Linked DNA regions of Mus musculus: region 2 is linked to region 1. The links are chromatin loops, found by intact Hi-C in ENCODE. Cell type or tissue: gastrocnemius. All regions are shown on one strand. Each heading gives the region's core, and the rest is flanking DNA. Links, peaks and the distances in the headings are about the cores only. Region 1 holds the start of Bmp2 (bone morphogenetic protein 2). Region 2 holds the start of A430048G15Rik (a long non-coding RNA gene).

What was found. Hi-C counts contacts between places; a loop is a spot of excess contacts. Peaks named below come from ENCODE experiments on the same cell type or tissue, not always from the same donor. Only the 100,000 strongest peaks of a DNase experiment are listed, where the experiment ranks them.
Region 2: a loop joins it to region 1, with 2.6 times the contacts of the local background. A loop is called at or near these places in 5 of 42 quality-filtered maps.

The regions. Positions count from the first base shown.
Region 1 is chr2:133,542,963-133,558,137 of GRCm38, forward strand. It overlaps Bmp2 (bone morphogenetic protein 2), which reads left to right and starts at 9,197. Exons shown (of 3, transcript NM_007553.3): 1 at 9,197-10,389; 2 at 11,457-11,806. The coding sequence starts at 11,464. RefSeq lists promoters at 7,286-10,162, 9,159-9,357, 9,847-10,162 and a cis regulatory region at 8,175-8,185. In gastrocnemius, for the core only: CTCF peaks have their summits at 7,346 (motif pointing right) and 9,230; DNase peaks (open chromatin) are centred at 7,356 and 9,071; H3K4me3 peaks cover 829 bases; H3K27ac peaks cover 910 bases.
Region 2 is chr2:133,429,169-133,444,343 of GRCm38, forward strand. A430048G15Rik (a long non-coding RNA gene) reads left to right here and starts at 2,929. Exons shown (of 4, transcript XR_001783619.1): 1 at 2,929-3,037. Gm31851 (a long non-coding RNA gene) reads right to left here and starts at 690. Exons shown (of 3, transcript XR_866756.2): 1 at 506-690. In gastrocnemius, for the core only: no CTCF peak of the experiment used is centred there; no DNase peak of the experiment used is centred there; H3K4me3 peaks cover 881 bases; H3K27ac peaks cover 1,831 bases.

The sequences.
Region 1 (15,175 bases), core at 4,236-9,235:
GCTGACAGAGCTTGCAGCTGTACTATTTCCCATGAGGCTGACTTTGGGGAAGAGCAAATAATCACTTAGAAATTCTCCAACAAAACCGACTCATGGCCCTTTGGTTGATAGGCAAAGATTTCCTGATACTGAAAAAACTTATTTCCCCAATTTTTAAGTCATTAGAAATGTATCAGTTCATACGTGCTGAGTCGTAAGAATAGTAGCATTTACTATTTGGAGATTCATGTTCTCTTCTGATAACTTGGCTTTGCTTTATTTCTTGGCTTCTTACACCTCTTCCCTTTAGGCAAATTCAGCTTGTTTATTTATTAAAAGTAAATATAATAGAGCCAATCACTCATAAAGAACCTTTATAACCATTGTGCAAATCAACAAAGTTTCACTTATAAACTGGCTGTTGGGAACTAGAAGATAGTGGTAACTGTGTATCACAAACATAGGAATCCACTTTTCCATCCCAGTAGCCATGTCAAAAGCTGGCAGAGTCGAAACAGTAATTCCAGCAGTGGGGAGGCAGAGCCAGACAGATGCTGACAGCTCACTGGCCAGCTGGCTGAGCTAATTCAGCAAGCCCAGATTCTAGTAAGAGACCTGGTCTGGGAAAACAAGGAAAATGGTTCCTGAGAAACCAACCAAGACTTCCTCAGGCATCTCCACCTAAGCATGTACACACACACACACACACACACACACACACACACACACACACACACACACCAAAGCAAAATCAATCAACAAATAAAGCAACATCCCCCTAAAGTAAAATAAGCTGAATATGTTTTTGTAATGTGTTCAGAAGTCATTCAATGGCTTGAACATACTCTGTCAATTCAGTACATAATTATTTTGACTGATTTCTTTAAAGGTTGCTCACCTTAGACAGCTTATAGTCAAAGAAGGGACCTATTTAGATGTTCTTGATTCTGTTTTGAATAAATATCTATGAAAGGGTAAACTATAGAATTGTTATAGGTGGTAAATAAAAATAAACTAAAAGAAAAATTAAGACTTTCCTGCAGTTTGACTCCTCAGACAGTCAGCATTGAATAATACTTTTTAAAAGTTCATAAAGGTCAGACACTTACAAGTGAATGGTAGGACTCTCAAGCACACTTGATTTGACTGACCAATAGTGCAAATTAAGTGGCAAAGACAGTGACTCCTCAGGGTTTCACAGCAAGAGAGCAAGGGATCAGCTGAGATCTAGGAATATTAGGAGATGGAGTAAGCAGATGCCTGGGTTGCTGGCACCACCCTTGTTTTCACGCCCTGTTCTATCCTATTAGCTTATGCTATCTTATTCTCAAAAACGTGGATCCATTTAAGGAACTGTGTCTCTATTTATGTCTCCCTATTGACAAAAGGAAATGGAAACAGAGGGAGCCCAGAACCTGTATAGAAGTAGAACTGACCACAGGGCAATAAGAATATGGCAATAAAGATGAACGAACATGAATCAAAAGTCAGATGCTTACCACTGGAAACAACTCACTCTTATTGTCTCCAAGGAGAACCCTTGGGAAATCACCGGGGTGAAGGTCTTGTGTACTGGAGGGTCTCTCAAGACTAGTTCAGACTGAGTCAAAATCTTATTTCCTAAATTTAAAATGTATTTATTTGTTTTTAATTTATTTACTTATTCACTTTGAATCCCAACATCAGTCCCTCTTCTCCTCCCAGTCCCATTCTCTTACAGCTCCTCCCCCTCCAATTCTCCTCTGGGAAGGGGGAGCACTATCCTGGGTATCCTATCCACTCCCCTTGCCCACACAAACACATCAGTCACTGCAGGATCGTCACTGCATCTTCTCTCACTGAGCCCTACAAGGCAACCCAGTTAAGGGAACAGGATCCACATGCAATCTTGTTTCCTAAAATAAAGATGCATTTGCTTATTTGACTTATTAGCTCTCAGTTCAAAGGCCTAGAAAATATATAATATTTAATGCGGATCAGAACTAAGAATTTTCCAGGTATAGGGTATCTCCTTAAAAAAAAATCTTTGTCTTCATAGGATCTAGGGCACTGCTTTAATTCTATTTAATAATGGGCTTTCTGGATACTCTGACATCTCTGTTGGAAGTGATAGACTTTGTCAGAATCACTGTTAAGGTTCAATGAAAAAGCAAGCCACAGCAACACTCTCTAGATGAGACCTTCATTGCCGAGAGTCACACACCTGTATAGCTCTGTTCACTAAGGAATAGAAAGACTGGGAAGGTGACATGATATGCCAGGCAGAAAGTTATTTTAAACTTGAATTGTTAAAGTGAAGAATACCATTAGTTTCTACATTCAAGCAAATTTATTGTCAATAATGGATTTCTACTACAGGGCTGATTTAATGTAATTAATTTATTTATTTATCTACTTATTTATTTATTTGGTTTTTTGAGACAGGGTTTCTCAGTATAGCCCTGGCTGTCCTGGAACTCACTCTGTAGACCAGGCTGGCCTCAAACTCAGAAATCTGCCTACCTCTGCCTCCTGAGTGCTGAGATTAAAGGCGTGTGTCACCACGCCAGGCTAAGGGCTGATTTTAAAGAAGCCATTGAGTGTAAAGATTAGTCTTCAATAACACTGAAGAAATGCAGATAGGGTCTTTGCCAGATCTCTTTAAAGGATTATGTGGAGAAGAATTTGATCAAATTTATAGTTAAGTTGAAAACTGGCACTCTTGAAGCACTGCATTTTTCTAGTTATCAGTTAAATTCCCATCCTAGTTTTCCAGGTCCCCCAATCTCCTCCAGCAGGTTCTTCATTCTCTGCTTCCTGTTCCTGTGTTCAGTATCCTCAGCTCACTTCCCTCACTCCATGTGACCTCCTACTTCCTTCTGATCTATGATCTAGAATCATCACCAAAGAGCTGGGCCCTGGATGCCCTGGCCCTCTCTGTTCTGGACATCATTTGGGACAGTATGTTAGCCTTTCCAAAGACCTGCATCATACGCGTTCTAAGACAAACAGCCATCGACACTGTTTTCCTTCTCTGAATACATTCTTAGGAACACCTTCATCTCTTCTCAACAATCCATTCTTCTTCAGACCGTTAGGGTCTGTCTGAGGAATCTGAAGTTCTATTGCCTGATCCCTAACCTGAGCTTTTTGCTAGGGGCTAGTGACCTGTGAGTCTGTTTAGACTAGAGTCTCCTGTGAGCTTACATTCATCGGGCGCCATTTTTTTTCCATCTGGAGTCCAACACCTGGAAAGCATTGCAGATTCTTCTCTCTCACAAATCTCTACTGCCCATCTACATGCCACATCCTGCCCTGCCAACCTACATGACAGCTTTCATGTGGGCACACACCCCCGAAACACACACACATACACACACACACACACACACACACACACACACACACACACACACACACGGTGGGGGGGGGGAGGGGACGCGCGCACGCATGTGCACACAGGCACACACCCATAAAAACATCTGTGCATACAATTTCCAAAGATACTCATTGGTCCTTTACCTATAGTTTCTCTACTTCTCCTGACTATTACCAAACATTAGATTTATGTTCCTAATAGGCATCTCTATCTCTGGTACTCCTCTGGTCAAATAATTACTCTTGATTCATACTCCTCAGACTATCATCCAAGAGCTATAGGTCCTAATGTTGCTTCTCTTGCAGAGATATCATGTCTGATAGTCTTGTGTTTTTTATTTTTTCTCTAGATACAGCTTTTATCTTGCTCCTTACCTGAATCGTTTAACTCTACAGATTAGAGCCGGGATTCTGAGTGTTTGGTATGTAGACTTTGCATAATCCCCTACCCGTGAGAGTAAGCTGTATCTGCGAATGTGGCAGAGTATTATTCTTATTGTTGGGTGGCATTATGTGGCAATAATGAAGAAACTCCCACCCATGTAGTCAATTGAAGATGAGTTAATCAAAAATGTAGATTATCTTGAACAGGCCTAACATCATCAGGTGAAACTTTCAAAGGTAATTCTAACTTTTAAAAAAAGATAGTCTTCTGCTGGCTCTTTGGAAAGAAGTGATCAAGGATAAGTTCTGTAACTGGAAGAAAGTGAATCCTGCCAACAACCACAGGTACTTGGAACAAGAGCTTGGGTGTCAAATGACACTGCAGCCAGCCCTGGGCAACACTGATTGCAGCCTTGTGAGATCTTGAGAGAACCAATTAACCTGTGCTTGGCTGCCTGACCTACAGAAACTGTGAAATAATAAGTGGGCCTTAAGCCAGTAAGATTACAATCTTTCGTTACACAGCAGTAGGTGCCTAATATAGTTGCCCTTGTGGTTAAGTTATATCAATAGGAGATAGTCACAAAGGCTGAGAAGAAAAGGAGAGATGAATTGACTTATTTACTCTGCTTACAGCACTCCACGTCTGCCCAGGACAGACAGTCCCTCAGCTGTAATTGCCCCTCCTGTGATCCGGCAGAGACAAGGGACGTTACTGTCCTCTTCCATTTCCCTTCACACTGAACACAACTATATACACTATTCCATTGTTAAACTTGTTTCAACTTCTCCTCTAGTATGAACCATTGCTGTTTCCCACTGGGATACTTTCTAATGTTGGTTGACTTGTATTCCAACTCCACTTCCAAACTGGAACTGTCTTGTGCATCGGTCCATGCTCACTCACCTGATGTGTTGACTCCAGCTTGCTACCACTGTATGGAATTGAGAGACTATTAACATCACGATTACAAAAACACAGATTTTAGCTGCTTGCTAGATGTGAGACCTTGGGGAAAGTGTTCACTCTCTAAGCAACGTTCTCATCTATAAAATATAGCTAATAACCCCCCAAGAAATTTTTTTGTAAAAAATTGAATTAAATAACACATGGGAAACTATATCTAAAATTTAACAATTAATGGTTCTGATGAAAATTTTTTTTGCTGCTGGTGTTATGTAGTCACCTGCTGAACCTCACTCCCTAGCTCCCAGCCATTGTATTCACCTGACTAGTCCCCTGAAACACTGCTGTCACTGGTACTTATGGCTGTGATGAAGTACCTGACAAGAATCAACTTAAGGCTCTCACACTAGAAGGCAGTATGTCTTAGTGAAGTTGTGCTGGTAGAGGACCAAAATGGGTAGGACCACATCTCAGCAGAGCAGGGAACACAGATCAGTTGGGAATCTGGATGTAAAAGCTTAAGACCCACTGCCCTAGTGACCTACTTGCTCCATCAAGGCTCTACCTCTTATGTTCTTATAATACCACCTCCTGGAATAACACCACCAGATAGGGAGCCCTCAGGGGAGAGTTCACATCCAATCTGCAACCCTGTCCTTGCTATAAGCTTACTAATTTCACATTGCTTCCCATTAGTCCCTCAGCAACTCTTTGCTCTCCTGAAGTGTCCTTGTCATATGTCTTATGCTTTATATTTCTTTACCTCTGAACATATCATACTTCTTCCACAGGCTCCTAAATAAAGGATGTGCAGAGCTTATGTGTCTTTATGCACCGGATCCAAGTAACATAGTGTTGTGAAGTTCATAGATCCTCAGTAAAGATTTATAGACTGGGTAGTATTAGTCAGTTTGCTTTTATTGTTGTTGTTGTTTGCTTTTGCTTTTAGTTCTGAAACAATGAAACAAATACCTAAAACAGTTTGAGAAGAAGAAATATTTCTTTTGCCTCATGTTTTCAGGAGTTTCAGTCTACGGTGTATGGCTCCATTTATTTTCTTTGGACCTGCAGTGAGGAAGAACATGGAGGAGAGACACATGGGAGAGAAGGCCTCTTGCTTTATGGTGGTCAGGAAGCAAGAGAGCAACAGGAAGGAACCCAGGACAGGGAAACAGGATGAAAACCAGGAAGAGACAATAGGATAAAAACCAGGAAGTGACAGGCTGGACCCCAGGAAGAGACAGGCAGAAACTTTGAAAGCCTGTCTCCAGTGACTACTTCCATCAACCTGTCCCCATTCCCTAACACTTATGTCACTGCCCATAAAGCTTTCCAAATTGAAATTTGTCAATAGATAAATACACTGGTCCCTATGATCCAGTCACATCTCCAAAAGTATACCTATAACACTTAGATGGGAGGGGTTTTTCAATACAGAGGCTTTGGGTGAAAACTCTGACTCCATAGCTACCTTGTAAAAACATTAATACTGAGGTTGACTCCTTTTTAAAAAACATTACTTCTTTTATCTTAAGAGATTGTAACTACCCCCTTTCCCTCTTCCAACCTAATACAATAGCAAAACATTTTAATATCATTGGTCACATATGCAAGTATATTGCTATATGGTAATTAAACAAGATTTGATGGCTGTCTAAAACAATGTGACTTGGCCAACCTGGCCTAGTTTGGCCTACAAATCACTCCACCCATCATTCTTACTGTGGCTAATCCAACACTGACTAGGTGAGCCCTAGGTAGAGCAAATGCTACTCTCGGCTGTAGCTTCTGGTCCCTAGGAAAGAATCAGGAGTGAGGAGAGCCAGGGTTGGGTGTCGCATCAGCAGCAAATGATGCACAGGCTAAGAGGTTTCTCAGGGGAGTTGCCACAGGTTACAATGGAATGACAATTACAAGGTAGATGGATCATGTCACGCCTGCTGTGACCTTTACAATACATGGGGATCATTATTTTCATGTGAATTTGCATAATGGTCCACCTAGTAGGAACAATGCTGAATGCTAATAGCTGCAGGATGCAATAAAATTAAACATTATCTGGGCTGAACTGCTCAAGGAAAAGTTGCCAAAGTATGACTCTTTAAGTACTTAATTTCATCCCAGGTCATGTCCACACACAAATGAGGATTTCCGATATCTCCTGAAAACCTGGCAAAAAACGGACTAGAATAGAATAGCAGCAGCCTCCTTTATGTAGAGTCCTAACCAGTAGACTGTGTTCTGATACATTGTGTCTGGACCTTCTTACAAAGATCAGACTTGTAATTCTCACCTTAGCTTGCCCCAGGACTGCCTGGCCACTGGAAACCCCTTACATATTTGTTAACAGAGACGCTAAATAGGATAAATTCAGAGCTACTCCAGAGCTACTCTCGCCTTCTGAACTGGCAGATACTGAGAAAAACTTTGTTAATGGTAAGATCGAGCAAGTCCGCAAGCACTGTACATTTTCAGAGAAGACAGATAGTACCCCCTCAAAGTATTAAGTAACCACACATTATTTGTTGTGGGTGGGAGGAGGCCACCAGCATAGAGTGTAAAAAGCAATAAGTCTCTGTATTTGTTTCTTCTCTACAATTTCAATTGCATGAAAAATGGACTGAACATGACCATCTACACTGTATTCCAAAGAACAGAGAATTCATTTAAACTGGATTCACTTCTAGGTCCCATGCGTTTACACTCATTTCCACCACAAGAGGGCAGCCATCTCTAAAAAAACAACAGTCGAGTGCTCTTCAGAGAAATTGGGCCAAACTTGAGGAAAGTTCCTGGGAAAGGCTTTTTAGCAGCACCTCTCTGGGCTACAAAAAAGAAGCCAGCAGGCACCACCAAGGTGGAGTAACTGTCCAGAGGCATCCATTTTACCTCAGAGACTTGATTACTAAGGATATCCTAAACGGCCAAACTCTCTCTTCTGGTGTTCCAGAGGCCCAAAGCTGCAAGGCATTGTTGATGTCATCACCAAAGGTTTCATTTTCATCTTTTCTTGGGGTTGGTCCAACAGCTGTCAGCTTTCTCTTCCTCATTAAAGGCAACTTTCTCATTTAAATCTCATATAGGTTCGGAGTTTCTTGCTTTGCTCCTTCCGCCTCCGCGATGACAGAAGCAATGGTTAACTTCTCAATTAAACTTGATAGGGAAGGAAATGGCTTCAGAGGCGATCAGCCCTTTTGACTTACACACTTACACGTCTGAGTGGAGTGTTTTATTGCCGCCTTGTTTGGTGTCTCATGATTCAGAGTGACAACTTCTGCAACACGTTTTAAAAAGGAATACAGTAGCTGATCGCAAATTGCTGGATCTATCCCTTCCTCTCCTTTAATTTCCCTTGTAGACAGCCTTCCTTCAAAAATACCTTATTTGACCTCTACAGCTCTAGAAACAGCCAGGGCCTAATTTCCCTCTGTGGGTTGCTAATCCGATTTAGGTGAACGAACCTAGAGTTATTTTAGCTCCCCGACTGAAAAGCTAGCACACGTGGGTAAAAAAATCATTAAAGCCCCTGCTTCTGGTCTTTCTCGGTCTTTGCTTTGCAAACTGGAAAGATCTGGTTCACAACGTAACGTTATTCACTCTGGTCTTCTACAGGAATGCTCAGCCCATAGTTTTGGGGGTCCTGTGGGTAGCCAGTGGTGGTACTATGAAGGCTCCTGAATGTAGGGAGAAATGGAAAGATTTCAAAAAAGAATCCTGGCTCAGCAGCTTTGGGGACATTTCCAGCTGAGGAAGAAAACTGGCTTGGCCACAGCCAGAGCCTTACTGCTGGAGACCCAGTGGAGAGAGAGGACCAGGCAGAAAATTCAAAGGTCTCAAACCGGAATTGTCTTGTTACCTGACTCTGGAGTAGGTGGGTGTGGAAGGGAAGATAAATATCACAAGTATCGAAGTGATCGCTTCTATAAAGAGAATTTCTATTAACTCTCATTGTCCCCTCACATGGACACACACACACACACACACACACACACACACACATCACTAGAAGGGATGTCCACTTTACAAGTGTGTATCTATGTTCAGAAACCTGTACCCGTATTTTTATAATTTACATAAATAAATACATATAAAATATATGCATCTTTTTATTAGATTCATTTATTTGAATATAAATGTATGAATATTTATAAAATGTAATAATGCACTCAGATGTGTATCGGCTATTTCTCGACATTTTCTTCTCACCATTCAAAACAGAAGCGTTTGCTCACATTTTTGCCAAAATGTCTAATAACTTGTAAGTTCTGTTCTTCTTTTTAATGTGCTCTTACCTAAAAACTTCAAACTCAAGTTGAATATTGGCCCAATGAGGGAACTCAGAGGCCAGTGGACTCTGGATTTGCCCTAGTCTCCCGCAGCTGTGGGCGCGGATCCAGGTCCCGGGGGTCGGCTTCACACTCATCCGGGACGCGACCCCTTAGCGGCCGCGCGCTCGCCCCGCCCCGCTCCACCGCGGCCGCCCCGTAGGGCGCGCCGTCCACACCCCTGCGCGCCGCTCCCGCCCGCCCGGGGATCCCCGGCGCGCTGCGCCTCCGAGGGGGAGGTGTTCGGCCACGGCCGGGAGGGAGCCGGCAGGCGGCGTCTCCTTTAAAAGCCGCGAGCGCCGCGCCACGGCGCCTCCGTCGTCGCCGCCGGAGTCCTCGCCCTGCCGCGCAGAGCCCTGCTCGCACTGCGCCCGCCGCCGCTGCGCTTCCCACAGCCCGCCCGGGATTGGCAGCCCCGGACGTAGCCTCCCCAGGCGACACCAGGCACCGGACGCCCTCCCGGCGAAAGACGCGAGGGTCACCCGCGGCTTCGAGGGACTGGCACGACACGGGTTGGAACTCCAGACTGTGCGCGCCTGGCGCTGTGGCCTCGGCTGTCCGGGAGAAGCTAGAGTCGCGGACCGACGCTAAGAACCGGGAGTCCGGAGCACAGTCTTACCCTCAATGCGGGGCCACTCTGACCCAGGAGTGAGCGCCCAAGGCGAGCGGGCGGAAGAGTGAGTGGACCCCAGGCTGCCACAAAAGACACTTGGCCCGAGGGCTCGGAGCGCGAGGTCACCCGGTTTGGCAACCCGAGACGCGCGGCTGGACTGTCTCGAGAATGAGCCCCAGGACGCCGGGGCGCCGCAGCCGTGCGGGCTCTGCTGGCGAGCGCTGATGGGGGTGCGCCAGAGTCAGGCTGAGGGATGCAGAGTGGCGGCCCGCCCGCCACCCAGATCTTCGCTGCGCCCTTGCCCGGACACGGCATCGCCCACGATGGCTGCCCCGAGCCATGGGTCGCGGCCCAGCTAACGCAGAACGTCCGTCCCTCGCCCGGCGAGTCCCGGAGCCAGCCCCGCGCCCCGCCAGCGCTGGTCCCTGAGGCCGACGACAGCAGCAGCCTTGCCTCAGCCTTCCCTTCCCGTCCCGGCCCCGCACTCCTCCCCCTGCTCGAGGCTGTGTGTCAGCACTTGGCTGGAGACTTCTTGAACTTGCCGGGAGAGTGACTTGGGCTCCCCACTTCGCGCCGGTGTCCTCGCCCGGCGGATCCAGTCTTGCCGCCTCCAGCCCGATCACCTCTCTTCCTCAGCCCGCTGGGCCCACCCCAAGACACAGTTCCCTACAGGGAGAACACCCGGAGAAGGAGGAGGAGGCGAAGAAAAGCAACAGAAGCCCAGTTGCTGCTCCAGGTCCCTCGGACAGAGCTTTTTCCATGTGGAGACTCTCTCAATGGACGTGCCCCCTAGTGCTTCTTAGACGGACTGCGGTCTCCTAAAGGTAGAGGACACGGGCCGGGGACCCGGGGTTGGCTGGCGGGTGACACCGCTTCCCGCCCAACGGCGCAGGGCGCCTGGGAGGACTGGTGGAGTGGAGTGGACGTAAACATACCCTCACCCGGTGCACGTGCAGCGGATCCCTAGAGGGGTTAGGCATTCCAAACCCCAGATCCCTCTGCCTTGCCCACTGGCCTGCGACCTTCCTCCAGCCGGTTCCTCCTCCCCAAGTTTTCGATACATTATAAGGGCTGTTTTGGGCTTTCAAAAAAAAAAATGCAGAAATCCATTTAAAGAGTATGGCCAGTAGATTTTACTAGTTCATTGCTGACCAGTAAGTACTCCAAGCCTTAGAGATCCTTGGCTATCCTTAAGAAGTAGGTCCCATTTAGGAAGATACTAAAAGTTGGGGTTCTCCATGTGTGTTTACTGACTATGCGAATGTGTCATAGCTTACACGTGCATTCATAAACACTATCTATTTAGTTAATTGCAGGAAGGTGCATGGATTTCTTGACTGCACAGGAGTCTGGGGAAGGGGGACAGGGTTGCCTGTGGGTCAACCTTAAATAGTTAGGGGCGTAGGCCACAACTTGCAAGTGGCGTCATTAGCAGTAATCTTGAGTTTAGCGCTTACTGAATCTACAAGTTTGATATGCTCAACTACCAGGAAATTGTATACAGCGCCTCTAAGGAAGTCACTTGTGCATTTGTGTCTGTTAATATGCACATGAGCGCTGCACTGTATAAGTTTGTCAGGGATGCAGTGTCCGACCAACCTATGGCTTCCCAGCTTCCTGACACCCGCATTCCCAGCTAGTGTCACAAGAAAAGGGTACAGACGGTCAATGCTCTTTTTAATTGGGAGTTAAGACCAAGCCCCAAGTAAGAAGTCCGGCTGGGACTTGGGGGTCCTCCATCCTCTTGATCATCCAGGCTGTAGCCCGCGAATATGACATGCCAGGAGGGCATCCTGGAGAAGGCCAGCGAGCTCTATGGGAGCCGAGGCCGCGGGGGCGGGCGGAGGACTGGGCGGGGAACGTGGGTGACTCACGTCGGCCCTGTCCGCAGGTCGACCATGGTGGCCGGGACCCGCTGTCTTCTAGTGTTGCTGCTTCCCCAGGTCCTCCTGGGCGGCGCGGCCGGCCTCATTCCAGAGCTGGGCCGCAAGAAGTTCGCCGCGGCATCCAGCCGACCCTTGTCCCGGCCTTCGGAAGACGTCCTCAGCGAATTTGAGTTGAGGCTGCTCAGCATGTTTGGCCTGAAGCAGAGACCCACCCCCAGCAAGGACGTCGTGGTGCCCCCCTATATGCTAGATCTGTACCGCAGGCACTCAGGCCAGCCAGGAGCGCCCGCCCCAGACCACCGGCTGGAGAGGGCAGCCAGCCGCGCCAACACCGTGCGCAGCTTCCATCACGAAGGTGAGCGGGCGGCGGGTGGCGGGGCGGGGACGGCGGGCGGGCGGAGACTAGGCGGGCAGCCCGGGCCTCCACTAGCACAGTAGAAGGCCTTTCGGCTTCTGTACGGTCCCCTCTGTGGCCCCAGCCAGGGATTCCCCGCTGGTGAGTCCTCACCCTTTCCTGGCAAGTAGCCAAAAGACAGGCTCCTCCCCCTAGAACTGGAGGGAAATCGAGTGATGGGGAAGAGGGTGAGAGACTGACTAGCCCCTAGTCAGCACAGCATGCGAGATTTCCACAGAAGGTAGAGAGTTGGAGCTCCTTAAATCTGCTTGGAAGCTCAGATCTGTGACTTGTGTTCACGCTGTAGTTTTAAGCTAGGCAGAGCCAAGGGCAGAATGTTCGGAGATAGTATTAGCAAATCAAATCCAGGGCCTCAAAGCATTCAAATTTACTGTTCATCTGGGCCTAGTTTGAAAGATTTCTGAATCCCTATCTAATCCCCGTGGGAGATCAATTCCACAATTCGTCATATTGTTTCCACAATGACCTTCGATTCTTTGCTTAAATCTTAAATCTCCAAGTGGAGACAGCGCAAGCCTTCAGATAAAAGCCTTTTCTCCCACTGCCTGCTACCTTCCTAGGCAAGGCAATGGGGTTTTTAAACAAATATATGAATATGATTTCCCAAGATAGAATAATGTTGTTTATTTCAGCTGAAATTTCCTGGATTAGAAAGGCTGTAGAGGCCTATTGAAGTCTCTTGCACCGATGTTCTGAAAGCAGTTAGTAAAAAATCATGACCTAGCTCAATTCTGTGTGTGCCACTTTCAATGTGCTTTTGACTTAATGTATTCTCCATAGAACATCAGTTCCTTCAAGTTCTAGAAGAATTCAGAGTTGTCTGTCAGTGAGCTGCAATTTATAGAACAGTGGGGAGCTGGGAGAGAATTTCCCTTTTTAAAGTTTTGCTTTGCCTTGCTGAGGGGATAAATTTTAAGTAGAAATCTAGGCTCTGAAATGATAGCCCAACCCCATCTCCAGTAAGGGATGACTGACTCAAACCTTGAGAAGTCTGGGTGATAATAGGAAAAAGTCCCACAAGCAGGTCACAGAGCGCGAGATGGATCTGTCTTGAGGCAGCCAATGGTTATGAAGGGCACTGGAAATCCATCTCTTTCAAACTGGTGTCTAGGGCTTTCTGGGAGCAAAGCTTAGACCACATTCTGCTCCTCAAGGTTTGCCTACTGAAAGCAGGGAGATTCTGGGGTGTTCACCCCCACCTTCCACCCCCAGGTGATTCTGGGCTTAGCTAATCTCTCCTGGTTAATATTCATTGGAAAGTTTTTATAGATCAAAACAAACAAACCTACTATCCAGCACAGGTGTTTTTCCCACTGCCTCTGGAGATATAGCAAGAAAACCATATATTCATGTATTTCCTTATTAGTCTTTTCTAACGTGAAAATTATTCCTGACCTATAAAAAATGAAGGAGGTATTTTATCTTAACTAAGCTAAAAGAATCGCTTAAGTCAATTGAAACTCAAAAATCCAATTGAATGAAAGGTTCGTCAATAAAAATCTACATTTTTCTTACTCTTCCTTTGGAAATAGCTTGATAAAAACACAGACAAAACAAAGTCTGTGTGTCTTATTTGAAAACTTAGTGAGCTTCAGTTCATAAGCAAAAAATGTAGTTTAAAAGTGATTTTTCTGTTGTAAAACTGTATAGAAGTTATTGACTTGTTTAAAATAAACTTGCACTAACTTTATACCTTGGTGCAATTAGATGTAATGTTTACTGTAAATTTCAGGAAAACCATTTTTTTTTTTTGGTCATGATCAGGTACACATGGCATTTGGGAAGACTTTTCACATTGTTGAGTAACCTAGAGTTTGTTTGTTTGTTTGTTTGTTTTTAAGCATTCTTGTGCCACTAGAAAAACCTTAATAAGCCATGTGTTACTTGGTAGACTTCTTCCTAAGTTCTAGAAAGTGGCTTAATGCCACGATGAGACAAAACATACCATAGTAGTCTTTCAACCAGTGGCAGAGTCTTCCAGACAAAATCTCCTGTTGAACATTAAGACCATGGATTTTTATCCAGGAGAGCCCAGGCTTTGCTGAATCACCACCCTCCAACCCCACTCCAAGGTCACCGAAGGCCTCCCCAACTGGCTGCCATTGAGAAACTGTTTGAAATTGATTGACTCCATTGGCCCTACAGAGACTTCTCCTTTAGTGGCAGATCATATACTGAAGGATCCAAGCTTGCTCTTCTGACTATGAAGAGCACAGTCTTTCTTTTTCTTTATGGAATAAACAAACTATGTGGCCCTGTGACTAAAGTTTTCAAAGAGGGAGAGATCCTGTTAGCAGAAGTGCAACTGCCCAGAAACTAGCCACAGGCTAGGATATTCCAAAGTACAACTCTAAAGTATGGTCCATCCTAAATTCTAGCATGGGGTTGAATACCGGCATCCAGGAATACTTCTCTCTACCTCTGGCTATTGCAGTGAGATTACGAAGACCCTGGGGGGAAAAACAGTTGCTTAGTTTACAGATGTTCCTTGCCACAGATGTTCTCAGTATCTCTTGTTTGTCAGAGGATCCTTTCAATCCCTCTTGACATTTCCAATCTGCTTTTGTCCTCTCTACATGTGCCTTGTGGCATTTCGCTTGGTCTTTAGAGAATCCCTTTCTGGAGCTGCAGGTTCCCTTGTAGGATCTGTGTTCAGGAGAACAGGGACCTTGGCAGGTTAGTGACAACTACCAAACCCTGCTTTCCTTCCCTGCCACTTCCTTTGTTGCCTTAAAAATTAAACCTTAACTCTCTGTGTCTAAACCTTTTCTTCTTCCTCTTTGTCATTTACTTTATTTATTTGTCATGTACTTTATCCTGTAGAAAATCACAGTGTGGCCCAAAGCCCCTTGAATCTTGTTGCAGCGGTGAGATGCAGCTGCTGATCTGGAATAGCCTTAGGCTTGTTGTTGTTTTGATGGAGGAATGCTTTCTGTCCAAAAAGTGTTGCAAAATCCTCCAAGCTTAATGATAACTTTTGAAATGAAACTCACCCTACTTTAGGGCAAACAAGTAGCCACAGAGAGCAGGATCTAAACAAGGTCTGGTGTCCCATTTGGCTGTGTCCCTTCAATTTTCTGTTCATTTAGCTCTGTCTGCATCTAAAGGGTGCTGGGCAATAAGTTTTGATCTTCAGGGCAAAACTCAATCTTCAGTTACCATGGTATCAGGTACCAATTCCTAGTGATTTGTGCTATGGCTTAGGATTTGATTTCTCTCCTACATTAGGTAATATCTTTCAATGGCTAGAACTTGGGCATTGCAGTACACTCAAGTTAACAGTTCTGTGACCTAAGGAAGTCACATAAC
Region 2 (15,175 bases), core at 5,370-10,369, 110 kb before region 1:
CCAGAAGTTGTACATTTTAAGAAATCAAGACTGCAGCATTTATATATCACCCTGCACCAGTAAGGTCTCCTGGTAAATTTTTGTTTTGTTTTTAAACAAATGCTTTGCTTGCCCCCTCCCTTCTGTTGCATTTGCTCTGGTTACCTTGTCATTTGGTAAATGGTGATAGTATGATCAATCAAAATCTCCTTTTATTATTCTTGAAATACATAAAACATCCCCCCTCCCCATACAGGTCTACATATAGTCTTTGAATTACACAAATATGTGCCCTATAAACATGGCATTTCTACACATCCTGCTTTAACTTACTTCCCATAAAAGAAGAGAGAGAGAGAGAGAGAGAGAGAGAGAGAGAGAGAGAGAGAGCAAAACCTCATGTGGAGCCTTCTTAACTTTACAGCTGAGAAGGAATGTCTTCTGATATGCCTGTGCTTTGATTAGCTTATCTCCACCCACAACTTCCCAACTCTACAGACCAGCTTCTAGATCCCTGCATCCAAACCTTCTGCCTCTCTACTAACTCATGAAGCCTTCATGTCAGGAACCATGGGACTCATTTACACGCTGACTTCCCTGCCTTCCTGGTTGTCACTCCAGCACTTCTGATAGTGGGTAGTTCTGCGAGGCATCCCTCTGCTGGGGTGTGAGGCAGGAATGCACAGCACCTAGTTGCAGAGGAGTTCCCAGGCTTGGGGTGGAATGGTGCAAGATGTCCTTAGGTCCAGATGTTGTTGGGGGAGATAAGTCTGACCACACAGAGAGATGGGCTTGGCCTGGGCTTTCCAGATAAGGGAGGTGAGACTGATGGCCACTGGAGGTGGGGTTTTGCAAGTTTGGTTCTTTCAGATGAGTGTGAGACATGGCACCCAGTGTTTTAAAGTTATCAGCCCTATTAAAATGATTAATAAGAAATGAAACCTGAATTAAAGTACTAGGGATACAGTTTAGTGGTATAGTGCTTGCCCAGCATGCATGAAACTATGGGTTCAATAATCCAGCAAACTAATTACATAGGAAACAAAAATCATGAAACACTTTCTTTGGGCTTGCGAGACCAGATGGTTTGTTGAAAGGTACTACCATCTACCAAACGTGACTACCTAAGTTGGATCCCAGGAGTGTATAAGATGGCAGGAAAGAACCAGTTCCTACCAGTTTCCCCCTAATCACCACACGTGCACGAGCCGTTCAAACTTGAGTCTCCTTGTCGCTAATATTTGGTTTCTCTAAATCTCAATATTATGCTAACTTTATATATCATGTTAAAATCAGTGGAGTTATAGTGTGACCACCAAGTCATTCCCACCGAAATGTATAATATATAAATAAATGAATAAATAAATAAGTAAATCTATCAAGTTTGTAGAGCAAGCCTGGCCAGCAGATTGCTTGCTGTGTGTAGTTTAGACTAGACAACAACTGATGCCTTTGGAAATATGTAGAGATTATTTCAGCTCTTTTAGGAACCATGACAATTCTACCAGCAAAAGCCTGTATCATACTATTGGGCAAAAGGGTCACAAAACTAAACCAATTATTCAGTTGCTTCTCAACAGGAGCCTTTCAGAGAAGATGAATCTTCCCTATTTAAGGAGAGGAACTCAAGACAGGAAGTTTGAGTGAAGTGTTAAAGTCATCTAGCAACAGAAAGTCACTGCCTCCAGCTATCTCTGCCCAGAGGAGAGCAATTAAACTATGTCCCCTGGGATTCTCCAGCCTCTAGATAGAAGCAGGATTCCATTGCTTGCTGCACTAACCCCACTAACACAAGCTCTTCTTATCTGCCAAATGCAGCTGCAGTTGAGTTCACTGGAAACATGTAATTGCTGTGAGAGTGTTCTGTGGCTATACGAGAGAATTAGAGGACATTTTGTATGAAGAACTAGGAAATAAAAACTTGAGTTTTTTTCCAAGTAATCACTTTACCTTTGAATCACATTTTATCTGGTGATGTTTAAGAGAATATTTGTGTCAAAAAAAATCTAGATAAAATTGCTTTCCTGATTTCAAAAATAGAGGAAAGAGTAAATATTCCTTTTTAACTGGTGTTGCCTTCGTTTGGGTCGAATTTAATGCAATTCTCCACCAGGTGTCGCTCTGGTGAAGACATGGTTCTCTTAAGGCTCTCCACCCACTTGTTTCTATGCTTGGGAATATTTTTGATAGATCCAGTCATTATTTCTAGGCTACACAGTCAAGAGAAAATGATTTACCATTATATATATATATAATTATATATATATTATATATTTATAATTATATATATATATATATATAAAAGATGGCTTGTAGACAGAAGGCAGGAAGGCAGATGACACCCAGCAGGCCTTGTATGAAGATCAATGGCCCCGGAAAGTATCAGGTCAATTCCTAAGTATCTAAGGAAGGACCAGAAATCACTGGTCTTGGAGGAATCTCCTGGGACTAGAATTAAGAATCTACATTCTTTAGAGACTCTCAGGCTTCCCTGGACCATATAAATAGAGTAAGTATGTGTGAGCCAAGGGGAGTGTGTGTATCAGGATTCGTGTTCAGGGAGCCAGTTAGTTCTTGATCTAGTCTCCTGAAGGTATACGAAAAGCTGTGTCCTCACAGTGCTCTGGGAGGAAGGTCTCTTGCTTTCTATAAATTTGAAACAGGCAGTGAGTCCTCAAGTATTAACAGCATTTGGCTTAGGTCATTTCTGGCCTTTCTCTGAGTTTCAATAACCCAGCATTGCTGGAATCCATCTTGAGGGTGTCTGAGTCTGGAGCAGCCAAAGGACCTGGAGTGCCTCTCTCCGTGTGTTCTGTCTTCATGTCTCTACGAGTTCCTAATGATTTTGTTGGGGCAGTCCCACTGAAGTCCAGCAACACCCTGTCTAGATTAGGTGGCATGCCATGTGACTAACCGGGTTCATGAGGCAGCAGAGCCTGAGACCGGCGAGAGAAACTGCACCGCCAGAACGCCTTGCCAAATCCCACAGGAGCTCAGTGGTGGAAGCAGGTGCTAATTATCGTTCGGATGAACAGGATATGCATTTTTTTGGGAGTGGGTAAGAATTTCTGGTTAGACAAGCTCCAGATTCTTTGGCCTACTTCGAAAGCACTGCCTTTGCCATCTGGGAGGACGAGGTTTGGTTTCCTGATGAGTACCTGCTCAGCCAAAATGGAAGGCTCAGCAAGGGGGTGGGGATACTCATTTGGAAGCCACTGTTATGCAGATAAAGGTTCCTTCCCAAACTAGGCCATGGGGCGTGTCAGTGCTCTCCTTTCTGGTTCAAGAAGAACTCTCTCTTAAACTTATTTTTATAAGACTAGGTATGGTAGCCCTGTGATGTAATTGGATAGATTACTGGCAGGAAAGAAGATTTTAAACTGTCCTAGATAGACAGTCTGAAGAAGGGGAGGAGCTTAGAGAAGGGTGGGGATTCTGACTGGGAACACAGCCAATGGGAAAACCCCGTTATTAAACCGAGCCCAGTTCACGCTTTCATCAGCAGGAGGGTTTAAATGTGTAGAGACGCTAGAAGTGGAGATCAGATAAGTCCTCCCGAGCTGGAGGCAAGGCTGTCCTTCAAAAGTATCTAAGTTGGGGTGTTGTTCAGGAAAAGGTTAGAATGGGGGTTTCCTTTCTTGGACTTTGGAAGATCTGGCCTGGTTCCTTTTTATAATGATCGGACTTCCTACCTTGATCAATGGTTCTCTCCCCTAGCTACATGGTAAAATCATCTTTAAAATGTTACCATCTCAACCCCACTTATCTCGATAAATTAGGATAAGGTTTCAGAGATACTGCTGCCCAGAAGTATTTCTCTCCTGGTGACTTCATCAGGGTGAAGAACCACTACTCTAGAATAATTATCTCTAAATATGGGGCCCACATGCTAATAGTCTCCTCCTCCCAAACCCACAGCATGTGTTGGACGATTACACCATTCTTCTGTATTTTGTAGGACATGTCTAAGTCTATGCTTCCAGTTATGGAGATGAGAGGAGCATTTGAGATGCTCACAGGGCACCTTCATTCTTTGGGTATTCAGAGAGCATCCTAGAACTAGAGTATGCGCATGTGCTTTGTGTTTCGAAGTGTCACGCTCATCCCCATCGCTCCATCTACTGCTCTCTTGGATCCATGCAGATGGAAACTGTAGCTATGCAACTCCAAGTCAGTGTTCTCGGAATAAATAAATCATCAGGTGAAACTAATCTACTGTGGTTGCAAGAAACTGATATAAGATTTGGGGTATTGTTTTTTTTTTTAAATTTCTCTGTGTTGGGGCTGAAGAATTAGCTCAACATCTAGGAACACTAATGGTTTTTGCAGAGCTCCTGAGTTGGATACCCAACCTCTATGTGGTAGTAGCCCACAAGAAGTAACTCTAGTCCCAGGGTAGCAGATTTTCTCTTCAGACCTCAGGCACACAAATGATGCCTGTACACACACACACACACACACACACACACACACACACACACACACACGCACACACGCACGCACGCACGCAAGTGCGTAAAACAATCCTACATACAAAATAATACGATAAACATATCTCTTAAGAAGTTATTTGGCTGTGTCAAAGTGATTAAGGAACCGTCAAACCTGGCTTTCTTTGTTGCTTTGTATTATTAAACAAAAATCCTCATTAAATATTATTACTTACTGTAACATGATAGGAAGATGTAAGCAGTGATTAGCAATTGATTATCGCTTCTATTTACATCTTCATTTATCGAATCAGTCTTTTAACTCTTCTTCCCGGGTGAAGAGTGTGTGCCTCTTTCTGTATATAGGAAGAAAGACAGAGGCTCTGTTCATCTTAAAGAGCCTACAAGAATCTACTCAGCCTACTACCAAGAAAGCTACGTGAAGTGATTTTAAGATTGTTGTACATGTATCAGAGTGGCCTGGGACACTTGGACACCTGGGACACCGCTTAAAAGGGAATACCTTCCAGACATGGTATTTAGAAAGAAAACTAAGGCCAACAGTGGGAGACTACTTTGGGTAAGGGGGAAACGATCAGTGACTCAAACACTCGGCACGTGAACAAACTAGGTACAGTAACTCTGGTGATCAGGGAGGAAGGCAACAGTGAGGCAGCTTCTGGAAGGTCAAGATGGACAGGTATGATGCGAAGGGACTAAGACCCAGGCCAGACACTAGACTAGAAGCATTCTGAGAGTAATGGAAGGAACCTGAAACCACCCATCCATAGGACTGAGAAAGCCAGGCTGAGGGATGTTAGGGAGCTGAGCAGGGGGTGAGTGGTCAGCAGTATCAAATGACATTGGCTGTTGTGGCAAAGACACAGGTCATGGGTGAGAGAGATGTGAAGTGATTCTAAGTGCTTTACACACAAGCTAAAAACAAATGATAAACCAATGGAAGGAGAGAGCATGGTGGCTAGAGGGAAATCTAGGATCAAGTTAAGACTTTTGTTTTTATTTATCCACATTATAGATTTTAGTTAGCGTACAGAGTAATGCATCTTGGTGACATTTTCATACATGTCAATCATCCTCCAAACTTTCTTCCCCTTGGCCTTCTCTTAAATAGTATCTCTCCTGCTTGAATTCCGTATATATTTTCTTTTTTCAATCTATATTCTGCATGGGAGATAAATACATAGTATTTGTTGTTCTGGGTCTGGCTTCTTTAGAATAATGATTTCCAGTTATATTGACTTTCCTAAAAGTGAGACAATTTCATTCTTCATTGAAGCTAAGCAAAACACTGTTTTGTATTTATGCTGTGCAAAGTGTGGCTTTTATAATGGAGGAGAATCTTTACTTGTGTAGGTAAACACCCAGTGCCTAGGGTGGGTGTGTGCTGTGTTTCACACCTTTGCGGGGCTCTCGGCTCTATGCACTTCTGTTACCAACTCCGTGAACTCATCTCTCTGAAGCATTCTGAATCTGACTACCAATTTCAGATGTGTTCTAAGCATAGTTGGTCTGTCATTGTCACTTAGTAGGATTCTAATAGTTAGGTTGCTTTATCTTACTCTGTCTCCAAAGATTTCCCAGAGGTCCTAAATAAAAGTAAACCTTATTATAATTCCTTCATGCAATGCTCCTGTGAGGTTTTTTTTTGTTATTTTTAAAACATTAAATATACTGTACTTTAATACTTCATACAATAACATCTTATTTTTAAAGTCATAAAATAGAATTATGCCGTTGACACTATTGCTCTAAGGAGTATGTGCTGTCTTCCTATTGTGTGGTGGAAGTCTACAGTGCTCAAATGGTGAAGGTTTTCACTGCATACATTATAACAGCTCTGTATTTGTAAACGAATACTTGCTCATTTTGCCTACCATTCACCCTGTTTCAGGTTGGCTGATGGATAACAGCAACTTTATTTCTTGAAGGTGGTAAAAGTTGGGCTGGAGCCATGACTCGGTGGTTAAGCTCATATACTACACTTGTGAAGGGCCTGAGTTCAGTTTCCAGCACCTATGTAGGCAGACAGCTCACAATAACCTGTAACTCCTGCTTTAAGAGAACCTGATGCTCTCTTTTGGCCTCCATAGTCAACTGCACTCATGTGAACAATGCCTGCCTCTCCCCTACACACAGTGTACATAATGAAAAATGAAATAGACCCTTGCTAAGAAAAGAGATATGTATGATGTTAAAATCACCTTCAGGAGACAAAATAACATTTCAAAAGTCAACATTTTGACATTTTACCTCAAAGAGCCTTAGTTAATATCTTCACAAAGGAAAGTATTTGTAGTTTTTGAAAACAAGTCTTTTGATGAAAATGGCCTTTGTCCATAAAGAAGCATCATTTATCTTCCTATTTTGCTTTGGATGTGAAATGCCCTCCACAGGCTCCTATGTTTGAACACTTGGTGCCCACCTGGTGGTGCTGTTTGGAATGGATGTGAAACCTGTAGGGACAAAGCAGGACTTGGCAGCAGGGAATGCATCCGTGGGTATGGGTCTTTGGGGTTATAGTCCAGGCCCTGCCTCCAGCCTCCCCTTCTCTCTGCTTCCTGCTTGATGCCATGTGACAAGCAGCTGACACAGCCCCAGAGCCATCACCTTGCTCCTGCATGACGAGTTCTATCCCCTCAGTGAGCCAAAATGTTTGTCTCTTTGTTTAGTTTTCTATTTTCTCAGGTATTTGGTCACAGGAATAGAAAAGAATTCATGGACTTTCTTTTTATTGTTCCTTTCCATTCTTTCAAACATTTGCACTTCCTTTGACCAATGTCAAGTCTTCACAGGTAAAGCAGCTAGTCCAAACTTCCCAGAGGAGCGCCATCATGCCCAATATCTGCACAAGCAAATAAGTGCACCTCTGTTCGTGTTTGCCCATATATTCTTGGGGACTGATCGTACTTTGGCCAGAGAGCTGCATGAAAGGTCCCTGCAAGCAGAGGGTCTGTGGCTGTAGTTTAGGAAGAAGGACAAGAAGAATGACGTTCTTGGAGACTAAGATTACTTTTATTTGCATCTATTCGTTTTATTAATTTTTTAATTAATTATTTTATTTATTTGCATTCCAATTGTTGCCCCCCTCCTGGTCCCCCCTCCCAGAGTTCTTCACCCCATTCCCCCTTCCTTTTGCCTCTGAGATGGCTCTCTTCCTCCCCTCCCTGGGCATCCCCCTTCCCTGGGGCATTAAGTCTCTATAGGCCACTGCTCGTCCCTTGCCTGTAGAGCCTTATGGTAATCCCTTATTACAGATAGGACAAAACACTAGAGACTTACTCAGTTTTTCTTGGAGACAGGTCAAAACACATGACCATACCCTGGCTTCTGAGAGGTAAGGGCAAGGCTGCAAAGAAGAGTCCCAAGAAAAGACTTTCTTCTCTAGTAACAGAATAGTGCTGGAGATGCGATTCCTCCCCCCCCCCCCCGCCCCCGTTTTTTTAAACTAGCTTTAAGCTCAGCTGTAAGTATGTGTGTACTTAAGGTTGTGGCAGCCATGTGTATGACCCTGAGGGAAAACCAAGAAGCAATGAGAAGCCACACCCATCAAGGCACCAGCACTCCTGGGTATCTTGTCAAGGGTAGACTGTTATTCTGTCATTTTCAATGATTTCCCAAGAGTGCTTCACTATTTTCTTAAGCAAGCTATTCACTTGGTCCCCGCTAAGGCTAGGCTGCGGGGCGCTGGAGCGCTCTCGGTGAGCGTGATAGCAATCACTGCTGCGCTTTGGAGAGTCTGGTCCACGGAAAGACAGAAAGTAATTAGAGGCTATCAGATATACATTTATCTCGACTTTGTGGGAAGTCTGTGGTCACAGAGGCTGCCTTGCGAAAGTGAAGTTTGAGAAGCTCTCTGGAAAATGGAACTGAATGGAACCAAGCCTGTGAGGAAAGCTTTGCTCTAGTGCCTCTGTGAATGGGTTAATAAAAACCAAATCACTTTAGAGCGGTTGGAGTCAGAGAATAGAATTGCAGGAGGAATGGTAGCCTCCACTATTTTTCAGCTGTGCAGGCAGTCTCCTAAATCAGACTAATGCAGTTCTGCATCAGAGGGAGGATTCTAGGACCAGCCCCACCTCATCCTCCCTCCCCGCTCTCCACAGCCCTTGTTTTGATCATGTTTATAAATAGGAAGCATCACCGCGCTCGCTCACGGTAGCTCCATCACAGACACTGATTTTCATTTGCTTCGCTGTGCTCCTTGTTATAAACGAGCTAATGAATGATCCCTTTCGGCTAAGAATTTCCATAATTGGTTTCAGCCTCAGGGTGCTTTTTTGCTTGTTTTTAAACATTTCAGCCATTTTGATTTATGTGACTGTGAAAATATCGACATTTTACTTTCTCGGCTGCATTCGATCTACAGACGATTATTTGGCACAAAGAAATTTCCAAAATAGCTGAACCTTTCCACTTATTTAGATTTCACCAGAGTCCCTAGGGAAGCATGAAAACAGTCCGAGCTAGGGTCATTTTACAAAACTGCTTAGAGTCCAGCAACTATTTCTGTGCTTTTGGAATTCTGTAAACATATGGGGGAAAGAAACTTTGTCCACAACTATGCAGGCGTTGCACTAGGCCCTGGATTCCCCTATCCATGCATTGTTGGGAAGGGCCAGGGCTACAGGCTACATGCACAGTGGAGACAGACACCTCTCAGTCTTGTTAGAAAACTCCTCCTGGCCCGAGAGAAAATAAGGCTGTTCTCCCCTCCCCTTCCCTCCCCTCTCCTCCTATAGCCTTTGCAGATGGATATCTGCCTGACTTCTAGCGCTAGATTCATCTCCTTTCCTGGTTGGAGATCACTCCTGCATGTCATAGGCCTAGCAAACTCTGTAGGTAGTAACAGAATAGTTTGTATTTACATTAAAAAGGGTTGTCATGATTACTGGCAGGAAGTGTTTTGCTTGTGGGTAAGAACGATGAGAGATGGAAATCTATCTTCATTGTAAAGAACTTTGTGCTTGTTGTTATGGACAATACTACTTCTCCTGTGGGTCTGGGTCCTGAGTTTAACAGGTCCAAACTCCAAGCCACTTCCCTCTTTGGCTAGGTAATGTGGACCTTCCAGCAAACCTCAGATGAACATTTTCCATGTCCGAATAAGTTAATAAGTAAGGCTCTTTTTCCCAGATGAGGTTATGTGGATGTGCTTATTATAGAAAGGGACAGGGAATTCAGTGGGTGTCCATCTTACAGCTTTGAATTTGTCTCCTCACAAAGCCTTCACTCTCAATGGAGCTATAATGTAACAGTGTACAAAAACACATGATTTGCTCTTGTAGACATCACAGGCCTTTCACAGTGCATTGCTGAATGAACAGTGCTACAGCATGATGCAGAGGGTAAATATCTAAAATGTTCAGCAATTTTAAAAACTGAGTGCTAACATTTTCACCGTTTAAAATTATAAGAGCTGTGACAAAACTTGCAGATTAGATGTTTCTTGCCTTTTGGGAGAACGTTTCTGTGTCCATTTCTCCAGGGAGGTCTTTTTGCCATGTTCTTAATGGCCTGACATCCAGGAGTTATCGGGTAGATATAAAATTACATTTACGCCATTAACTCAGGTCTTTTGCCATCTGATTTTTAAAAATATTTGGGTATAACATTTCCTGCGTCGGGTACCATTTCTTCCCATGTGCATTTCTTTTAATCTTATTGTTTTAAGCTTGAGCACACAGTGAGGTGTTTAACTTACGCTGAGCGCTTGACAGAGCTATTAAAAGCGCAGTTTCAAGTAAGAGAAATATTCTAGAATTGGCAGTTTTCTTGAATGAAGAAGGGCTTGAGGGAAACAAATGGAATCTCAAGTATGTGCCTCATATTTTCCAGTCCAAGAATTTATTTTCTGTGGCAGTATGAAAGACAGACTTTTTTCTTTGGTTGAAGCACATGTTTTCCCATATGGGTTCACTGAGATATTATACTGATAATATAGTGACAATACTGATAATAGAAATCACTTGCATGTACTTTACGATGTGCAGTGGGCTTCATGTGAATAAAGCTGAGTTTTTAGCCTATAGTCATTCATATATATATATATATATATATATATATATATATATATATATATACTTGTTAAATACAGACATATGCATTATCCATGGGCTTCTGACTACTTGGTCTAAAAAGAAAAGAAAAACCTTGCCCAGCTAGTGAGGACTGGTTGAAAAGGATTCATTCCCAAAAGAACGGACCCGCCGTGGATGGTAAGTGAGGATCTGACTGACCCACAGTAACCGGACACCTCTGTGCTGACTCCCAAGGGCTGATGCCTGTATCACAGTTGATAGTGTTTTATGATGTTACCTTTGGTTGCAGCTTGATTAGACTGAGGGATTCCTAAGAGATTGAGAAAGCACATCTCTGGGCGTGTCTGTGAGGATGTTTCCAGAGACAATAGGCTAATGACAGTCTGACTTAATGAATGGCTTAATTCATTTATATGCTCAGTGTGTGAGTGGACTGTTGAGAGGTAGTGGAATGGTGGAAGGTGGGGCCTGGTTGGAGGAAGTGGACCAAAGAGGGTGTGCTTTTTGGGAACTCCTAATTTGTTCCTTTTTTTCTTTTTTTTTCTCTTTCTTTCTTTCTTCCTTCCTTTCTGTCTGTCTGTCTGTCTGTCTGTCTGTCTCCCATGATGTAAAATGCTTCACCACAGAATCCCTGCTTTGACTGACTGAAACCTTTGAAACCATGGACAGAATTAGTCTTTCCTCCCCTTGGCAATTGTTTAGAGCACAGGAGTATCAGTGTTTCATTCCAGGGTGGTTTTGATGCTTCGAGGATGTTAGATCCGTTTTTTTTTCCAGAAGGGTATCCTAAGAAGAAGGCTCTGAGGGGAGGGACACTAAAAGTGACAGGCACAGTTGAAGGGGAGGTACTGAGCAGTACTTGGACACAAATGGTCCATATGGCATATAATAATTAGTAAGATACCTGGACAGGGAGAATGGTTTTAGGTTAGGCAAAGCTGGTGAGAACTGTAAATGACATTTTCTAAGAATTTCAAGAGAGTCAGAGGATGCTTGTACTGATTAGGTCCTCAAGTAGAATAGGGATTGTAAATTGTGTACAGAATCCCAAGACATTCCCGTCTACTATCCAGGCAAGGGTTAATCTCAGTACAGCCTGTAAAGGGCCTTACAGAATAATTAACCCCTCCCTCAGTGGGCTTTGAGAATGGGGATTGTGTTGACTTAGTTTGAAGGTATCTATGAGTCCCAAAAAGAGCTAGAGATCTTCCTCTCAAGGAAAACCGAGAGCATGAGAGATCAGGTTATGATGGCACCTCCTACCACTAGCTGTGTCTTGTGGCAGGCAGTGAGACTCCAAAAGTGGCCCAAGCAAGGAAATGGGATTTCAGACAGTGGGAAGTACTGGTTTCTGTTGAAAGATCACTGAAGAAGACTCTTTCTCAGAGTCTTCAGCTATGAACCTTCTTGGTAAATACTTTGCTCAATACTGAGACTTCTTTTTACCCTGGGGAATGGGAGAAAGTGGTAATCAAAATACATTATATGCCTGCATAACACTTTCATGATGAACCCTACTGTTATATAAAACTTACACATGCTGAAAGAGGGAGGGAGGGAGGGGGAGAGAGAGAGAGAGAGAGAGAGAGAGAGAGAGAGAAGAAGGAAGAAAGAAAAGAAGAAAGAAAGAAAGAAAGAAAGAAAGAAAGAAAGAAAGAAAGAAAGGAAGAAAGGAAGGGAGAAAGAAAGAAAGAAAGAAAGAAAGAAAGAAAGAAAGAAAGAAAGAAAGAAAGAAAGAAAGAAAGAAAGGGAGAAAGAAAGGAAGGAAGGAAGGAAGGAAGGAAGGAAGGAAGGAAGGAAGGAAGGAAGGAAGGAAGAAGAACATTTCTAAGTCTCTTTTTTTGGTGACTTAGAAATCTAGTACCAAGCCAGTACAAAAGGGGAAAGAATTCTGGGATTGTTTTAGTTTTGTCTCTTTTTTCAGTTTCGCTACTTTTGAGGTTAAGGCATTTCATGAGCAACTAAAATACAACCTGCGCTGGGGGAAGATTCCTTTTTTTTTTTTTTTTTTTATCATGTATGTTTTTTTTTAATTTTTTTCTTTCCATTTATTATTAGGTATTTAGCTCATTTACATTTCCAATGCTATACCAAAAGTTCCCCATACCCACCCACCCCCACTCCCCTACCCGCCCACTCCCCCTTTTTGGCCCTGGCGTTCCCCTGTTCTGGGGCATATAAAGTTTGTGTGTCCAATGGGCCTCTCTTTCCAGTGATGGCCGACTAGGCCATCGTTTGATACATATGCAGCTAGAGTCAAGAGCTCCGGGGTACTGGTTAGTTCATAATGTTGATCCACCTATAGGGTTGCAGATCCCTTTAGCTCCTTGGGTACTTTCTCTAGCTCCTCCATTGGGAGCCCTGTGATCCATCCATTAGCTGACTGTGGGCATCCACTTCTGTGTTTGCTAGGCCCCGGCATAGTCTCACAAGAGACAGCTACATCTGGGTCCTTTCGATAAAATCTTGCTAGTGTATGCAATGGTGTCAGCGTTTGGATGCTGATTATGGGGTGGATCCCTGGATAAGGCAGTCTCTACATGGTCCATCCTTTCATCTCAGCTCCAAACTTTGTCTCTGTAACTCCTTCCAAGGGTGTTTTGTTCCCACTTCTAAGGAGGGGTATAGTGTCCACACTTCAGTCTTCATTTTTCTTGAGTTTCATGTGTTTAGGAAATTGTATCTTATATCTTGGGTATCCTAGGTTTTGGGCTAATATCCACTTATCAGTGAGTACATATTGTGTGAGTTCCTTTGTGAATGTGTTACCTCACTCAGGATGATGCCCTCCAGGTCCATCCATTTGGCTAGGAATTTCATAAATTCATTCTTTTTAATAGCTGAGTAGTACTCCATTGTGTAGATGTACCACATTTTCTGTATCCATTCCTCTGTTGAGGGGCATCTGGGTTCTTTCCAGCTTCTGGCTATTATAAATAAGGCTGCTATGAACATAGTGGAGCATGTGGGGGAAGATTCCTAATCTGAAGTGTTTCAAAGCCACTGACAGGCGCTCAGTGAGGAAGTAAGGAGAGCGAGTGTATGGAGGTCTGTGCTGGTCAGCTCCTCTGATTTTCAGTGATAAAGTTGTCTTGACAAAGGAGAGGTAGAGAATGCTTAGGGCAGAGGGGACATGCCAGAGACATATTACCTTATGACTGTATCCCTTTTATGTACCGTGAAATGCTCCTCAATATTCTGGCTTAGGCAGCAGAGGTAACTGGCAAACAGGCCATTAAAGCCAGTACTTCCTGATTTTGAGCCTTTGGCAGATGTCACTAATCAATCCGCTTTCCTCTCTGACCTGGCACACTTACTAAATTTGTACTCCAAGTAGCAACTAATTGCAGTTCATATACATTTACTACTTTGGTTTAGTTTTAGAAACATATCTAGTTGTAAAAGCTTATATATATAAGCGAATATATATATATTCGCTTAGATTTTTGATAATTGTTTTGCTTGTTTCTCTTTTTTATTTGTCTGCAAAAGCTGAATGAGATTATCTGACCCAGTGAGCACTCGATGAGAAGAAAAAAATGTAGTTCTTGGAGCCTGCACAACAATGCTAGGAAGGCAATGTAAGTCAGGATTTCATTCCCTCTGACTGTGGCTAAGTGACATTTTGTTCACAAGGTATGAGACTAGACTCAGACATTATGATTTCTAGTTTCTATCCTGGGAACTAGGCCTAGTCTTTATAATAATACAAGAAAGATGGCATAACACTGAGAGTCAGTGTATAGTAACAGATCTCTTTACAGGTCCAAATAGGTACGATTTGCAGAAATCCTTGCCTGACAATCATCTGTTTGTGCCCTGCTGCCGCATCTTGGAAGATCTTAGAATCACTGTCTGAGACATAGTTTATACGACCCAGCCTAGAAAAAAAAAAAAAAAAAAAGCTTAAGCAACTCCACTTCTGGATCACAGGGTGTTAACATATTAGTCAACCCATAAAGGCTCCCACTGGTTTATATGGAGTTGTAGTGTTGCATCACGGGTGGAGGGGCCCAAATTGTTTTTGGAGAAATATAAGGCTCTGTCTTCAGGATCATGACCCATGAGTCACACCCAGGTTCCTGAAGCCAAGTGGGGACATGGAAGAACTTGGCTCAGACACAGGGATGTGACTCATCAGAAAAGATGAACTGGTTTTGAAAAATAACAAGAACCACCTTCTATTCTCTGCCTGCCTGCCTACCTTCTCTCTGTAACAAAGAAGAGAAGTGGAGGAGATTGTAAAAGATGCATGAGCTGCGCAAATTATTGTTCCCTCTGTGTGCTTTTAGAGTGCCTGGTCCATGTTACAATGGGACACGCTGCTCAGAGTTATCCTCAGGAAGGGCGACTGGCAAAAGGACACCTGTATTTCTTTAAAAAGAAATCACTTGCCAAGTGTGTGTGAGAAAATGAGTAACATTGCAACGAATTCATGCTGTGTAGTATCTAGGTCCAGCTTTGGTCAGATCAGAGCTTCTGACTTGCAGTTTATGAAGTCCACTGGCAGAAAGTTCAAGGTCATCATGATGCACCATTGTGTATACAGTGGCAGAAGACCTGTCCACATGGTGACAGCTTGAGAGTGGGTATGGTCATGCTGTGTCATGGTCCCATACGCCAGGAAAACTTGTCATCTTCTGAAACATGTCACATATGGATTTGCCAAAACATTAAGATTTTGGGGCACTCAACTCAATTTTCTCC